Regions from separate parts of the Homo sapiens genome. Here region 2 is linked to region 1. Evidence: read pairs that join two places in POLR2A ChIA-PET (ENCODE). Cell type or tissue: GM12878. All regions are shown on one strand. Links, peaks and the distances in the headings refer to the core of each region. The heading gives the core; the rest is flanking DNA. Region 1 overlaps NUMB (NUMB endocytic adaptor protein). Region 2 overlaps NUMB (NUMB endocytic adaptor protein).

Region 1 (2,916 bases), core at 175-2,674:
CAGCTAAAACTCAGGAGGCTGAGGCAGGAGAATCCCTTGAACCCAGGGGGCAGAGGTTGCAGTGAGCCGAGATCACGCTACTGTGGTCCATCCTGGGCGACAGAGTGGGACTCCGTCAACAAAAACAAAACAAAACAAAAATCCTTCAAAAGTTTCTATTGTGATAAGAAAACCCAAGTGAGTTACTAAACAAAAAGTAAGGTTATTTTCAGAATCAAAATGATCTTCAACTAGAGACTGTTTAAAATGTACTTTAAAATGAGACAGAATTTGAAGAAACTAAAAATAAGGCTAAAAATAGGCATCCTCATTGTATAGTAAATTCTACATCATTATTGTAGACAACAGATAATTTCTAAGTGACACAATATGTCATTTTATGAATATACTACACTTTGTTTTTCCATTCTTCTATTGATATTTGTGTCATTTTCTTTTTTTTTTTTTTGAAACAGAGTCTTGCTCTATTGCTCAGGCTAGAGTGCAGTGGTGCGATCTTGGCTCACTGCAACCTCCACCTTTTCAATTCAAGCAATTCTCTCACATCAGCCTCCCAAGTAGTTGGATTATAGGCGTGCACTACCATGCCCTGCTAATTTTTGTGTTTTTAGTAGAGATGGGGTTTCACCATGTTGGTCAGGCTAGTCTCGAACTCCTGACCTCAAGTGATCTGCCCACCTCAGCCTCCCAAAGTGCTGGGATTACAGGCGTGAGCCACTGAGCCCAGATCATTTTTAGTTTTTGGTTATTATAATGAGAAGGCTGCTATAAACACTGCTTTGCAAGTATTGTTGTGAACATTTCATTTCTCTTGGGTGAATGCCTAGCAGAATTGTTGTGTCACAGGGCACATGTGTGTTTAACTTTATAAGAAATTGCCGGCTGGGTGCAGTGGCTCATGCCTGTAATCCCAGCACATTGGGAGGCTGAGGCGGGCAGATCACGAGGTCAGGAGATCGAGACCATCCTGGCGAACACGGTTAAACCCCGTCTGTACTCAAAATACAAAAAAATTAGCTGGGCGTGGTGGCGGGCGCCTGTAGTCCCAGCTACTCAGGAGGCTGAGGCAGGAGAATGGCGTGAACCTGGGAGGTGGAGCTTGTAGTGAGTCGAGATCGCGCCACTGCACTCCAGCCTGGGTGACAGAGTGAGACTCTGTCTCAAAAAAAAAAAAAAAAAAAAGTAATTGCCAAATGGTTCTCCAAAGAGAACCATGGAATGGTTATACCGTTTTAATACTTCATCAGCAGTTTATAAGTTCAGTTGCTCCACATCCTTGCCACTACCTGAGTTGTTAGTCCCTTTGATTTTAGTCATTCTAGTGAGTATAAAGTGGCATTTTAGAGTAGTTGTAACTTGTGTTTTCCAGATGATTAAATATATTGCACACTTACTTTTTTTTGGTGAATATCTTTGACAAAGGCAAATTTGCAGATTGATAGTAAATATCTTAGTAAAAGATTGTGTGTTTTATTACTACTTATGGATCCAGATTTATTCTCATTTGTAAGAGCAGAGATGGGAGATGGATTTATAATTAAAAATAAAATGAAATAATTATTCCAAATAGAAGATTTCTCAGAACTTTCATATAGTGATAATTCATGTTGATTTTTTGGAGTAAATATTTGCTATTGGTTAATATTGGTGGGAACTTTGATAAGTTGAATGATTCAAAAGAAAGACTTCAGGCTGTGTTTTGTAGAGAGCTATGGTTTTTTCATTTTTTTTTTCTATTACAAAATTTAAAAATAAAGATGAAGTCTCGCTATGTTGTCTAGGCTGGTCTCGAACTCCTCACCTCAAGCAGTTCTCCCACCTCATCCTCCCAGAGTGCTGGGATTACAGGTGTGAGCCACTGCACCCAGCCTAGAGGTACTTTCTGAATTTGATTCACTGATTGAATCACTGATTCAAGAATGTTAAAATAGTGTGATCTGGTTAGGAAACTATTCTATATTTGGGCCACTTGTGAGAACTGATAGCCTAGTAAAGTATCGGATAATAATGATAATATTAGTACTAGCAGCAGCCAATGCTACATTCCAAGAAGCGTTCTAAGTGCTTTACATGCACTAACTAATTTAATCCTCATGATAACTCCTGTGAGGGCAGCTACTATTATAATCTTTATGTTACTGGTAGGGAATCTGAGATAGAGAAGGTAAGTGATTTGCCCAATATCATAGAGTAAGTGGTAGAACTGGGATTCAAACCTAGATAGTTTGGCTCCAGAGCTCATACTCTTAACTTTCAGTGCTAAATGGATTAAATTAAATGTAGTCAGTTTTACTTTGTTGTTGAGCATATCATTGTGCAGTAGTAGTGGCCCAAGTTTAAATTGGGATTTCTTTTTTTTTGAGACAGAGTCTCCCTATGTCACCCAGGCTGGAGTGCAGTGGCACGATCTTGGCTCACTGTGACCTCCGCCTCCCAGGTTCTAAGCGATTCTCCTGCCTCAGCCTCTGGAGTAGCTAGGATTACAGGCGTGCACCACCACACCTGGCTAATTTTGTATTTTTAGTAGAGACGGGGTTTCACCATGTTGATTGGCTAGGATGGTCTCAAACTTCTGACCTCAGGTGATCCATCGGCCTCGGCCTCCCAAAGTGCTGGGATTGCAGGCATGGGCCACCGCGCCTGGCCTAAATCGGGATTTCTAAGTTTGCAAATAGGCTATCAGTTTCTTTCTCTTTACTACCTATACTCCTGTCATATATTTCAGGGGTGATTTATCAAAGGAGATTTTTATCTGAATTAACAGACCGTGGACAAACTTAGTAACCTTAAATTGCTTTTCTAGAGAAGATAAGTCACTTCTCTCTGTACTTTAATTGAGTCTTAGAATACGAGCAACTACTTTCTGACAGTTTTCAGCACTGTTTAACTGGTCTTTGTGAGACTCTGAAAATGTAA
Region 2 (2,916 bases), core at 140-2,639, 130 kb after region 1:
TCTCCCAGCTACTCAGGAGGCTGAGGTGGGTAGATGACTTGAGCCCAGGAGTTTGAGGCTGCAGTGAGCTGTGATCACACCACTGTGCTCCAGCCTGGGTGTCAGAATAAGACCCTGTCTCTAATGAAAAAAGAAAGAAAGAAAGAAAGAAACAGTGGTTTCTACTTAAAGAAACAAAGCCTGGAGATAGGTAGATAGCAATTGGTTATTTCAGTTGCCTTTTACTGTACGTAGCTTTTATATTTAGGAGAAAGTCATCTTACAGTGTGCTGAGCTTGTTACTATTTCTGTGCCATTTTCCATTTTATGTTCCTTCACCAATTTTTTTCGTGTTAAGATTACCTGTGCATTTCTCTTCTGGTACAAGTTTCCTGATTTAGTAATTTGTAATAGATCCACTGTATGTTGCTATTTTCTTCAGTGTCAGAACCTGCTTAGTTGCTATATTGGTTTATATCTACCCATAATAAAAGGTTTTAAGGAAGATAATAATTTTAAAATACTAAGCTGGATATTTATAGTGTAGAGTAATTACTTGAGAAAGTTATACTTTCATTTTTCACTTTTGGTTAGCTTGATCCTTCTGCTCAGATTTCACCAATTTAAATTCCAAGTTACTAAAGTTCTGTCCATGTTAGATCGGTTTTCTTTGAAAAAAAAAGGATTTTTGTCTTTATTGTGAAACTTTTTCATGATACATTTGTCAGTGTGAATTCTACCTATAACTGAAATTATTATTAAAGTAGAAAGTGTTAGAGCAGCGATGATAAAATAATTCTGAATGTCTGAACATCTGTGTTGCCACTTCCACATTTTTATTAGTTCCTGAAGCATGTTTTTTTTTTGTTTTGTTTTGTTTTGTTTTTGAGATGGAGTCTCGCTCTGTCACCCAGACTGGAGTGCAGTAGTGTGATCTTGCTTGGCTCACTGCAACCTCTGCCTCCTGGGTCCAAGCAATTCTCCTGCCACAGCCTCCAGAGCAGCTGGGACTACAGGCGCATGTCACCACGCCCGGCTGATTTTTGTGTTTTTAGTAGAGACGGGGTTTCACCATGTTGGCCAGGATGGTCTCAAACTCCTGACCTCAGGTGATCCACTGGCCCTGGCCTCCCAAAGTGCTGGGATTACAGGCATGAGCCACCATGCCTGGCCAGCATGTTGTCTTTTTAAAGAGGTGTTTGTGCCACTAAGATGTATGTAAATTCTTTTTTTTCTTTGTTTCTTTCTTTTTTGAGATGGAGTCTCACTCTGTTGCCCAGGCTGGAGTGCAATGGTGCGATCTCAGCTCACTGCAACCTCCACCTCCCGGGTTCAAGGGAGTCTCCTGTCTCACCCTCCCAAGTAGCTGGGATTACAGGCACCTGCTACCACACCCGGCTAATTTTTATATTTTTAGTAGAGATGGGGTTTCGCCATGTTCGTGAGGTTGGTCTCGAACTCCTGACGTCAGGTGATCCACCCTCCTCGGCTTCCTCCCAAAGTGCTGGGATTATAGGCTTGAGCCACTGTGCCCGGCCTGTATGTAAATTCTACATTTGATATTTAATGTAGTTTTTTTTCAGTCCTTTGATTAGTTAACTGCGGCCTGATGGCCTAGGGTACTGGTTTCAAGTAGACAGTTTTAGGGCAGACAGTCTTCTCTCAGCCATGTTTATCTTCTTTTCTTAAAAGTGCTCAGAAATCTTAGTTTATATGGTCAGAATGAAAGACTCAAGTTTACAAATAATATGGAAGTATTGGCCAGGCGCAGTGGCTCATGCCTGTAATCCCAGCACTTTGAGAGGCTAAAGTGGGCGGATCACCTGAGGTCAGGAGTTCGAGACCAGCCTGGCCAACATGGCGAAACCTCATCTCTACCAAAAAAAATACAAAAAAATTAGCTGGGTGTGGGGCCATGCACCCATAATCCCAGCTACTCGGGAAGCTGAGGCATGAGAATCACTTGAGCCCAGGAGACAGAGGTTGCAGTGAGACTAAATTGCTCCACTGCACTCCAGCCTGGGCGACAGAGTAAGACTCGTCTCAAAAAAAAAAAAAAAAAAAAGAAATGTGGAAGTATTGCAACTATAGAATTTGTGAGAGGAAGGCTGGGCTTAATTTCAGCTATAGGCATCTCTAATCATTAATATTTCAGTACCTGACTTAAATAACTATAATGTGGCAAACTATAATGATGTACAAGAACCCACACCCAGAAGTATGAACAAATACAAGAATTCGTATTATCTGTTTTCTTCCCCTCTTCAGAGAGATCAGAGGCCATGAAATATGACAAATATGATTCCTTACTGATACATTAGTACAATACTATAAAATTATTAAGGCCTATCTCAAAAAGCACAATTTTTTTTATTTTTTTTTATTTTTGAGATGGAGTCTCGCTGTGTCACCCAGGCAGGAGTGCAGTGGCGTGATCTCAGCTCACTGCAACCTCTGCCTCCCAGGTTCAAGCAATTCTCCTGCCTCAGCCTCCTGAGTAGCTGGAATTACAGGCACGTGCCCCCACACCTGGCTAATTTTTTGTATTTTTTAGTAGATATGGGGTTTCAGCATGTTGGCCAGGCTGGTTTCGAACTCCTGGCCTCAAGCGATCCACCTGCCTTGGCCTCCCAAAGTATTGGGATTACAGACATGAGCCACCACACCCGGCCACACATGTTTTTATAACCATATAATTGGGATGTGTGTGGTGATTTACACCTGTAATCCCAGCACTTTGGGAAGCCAAAGCAGGAGGATCGCTTGAGCCTAGGAGTTCAAGGCTGCAGTGAATTATGATTATGTCACTGTGCTCCAGCCTAGGCAGCAGGGCAAGACCCTGTCTCTACAAAAAATTGTTTAAAAATTAGCTGGGTATGGTAGTGCACGCCTGTAGTCCCAGCTACTGGGGAGGCTGAAGTGGGAGAATTACTGGAG

Evidence for each region. ChIA-PET counts read pairs that join two places held together with the same protein. Peaks named below come from ENCODE experiments on the same cell type or tissue, not always from the same donor. Only the 100,000 strongest peaks of a DNase experiment are listed, where the experiment ranks them.
Region 2: POLR2A ChIA-PET joins it to region 1 with 5 read pairs; 4 of 35 experiments call an interaction of 5 or more read pairs at or near these places.

The regions. Positions count from the first base shown.
Region 1 is chr14:73,433,538-73,436,453 of GRCh38, reverse strand. The region is part of intron 1 of NUMB (NUMB endocytic adaptor protein); the gene reads left to right. Among named protein-coding and RNA genes, the nearest start is that of NUMB, 24 kb to the left of the region's middle. In GM12878, for the core only: no CTCF peak of the experiment used is centred there; no DNase peak of the experiment used is centred there.
Region 2 is chr14:73,301,534-73,304,449 of GRCh38, reverse strand. All of the region lies in intron 6 of NUMB (NUMB endocytic adaptor protein), which reads left to right. Among named protein-coding and RNA genes, the nearest start is that of PAPLN-AS1, 57 kb to the right of the region's middle. In GM12878, for the core only: no CTCF peak of the experiment used is centred there; no DNase peak of the experiment used is centred there; H3K4me3 peaks cover 492 bases; H3K27ac peaks cover 320 bases.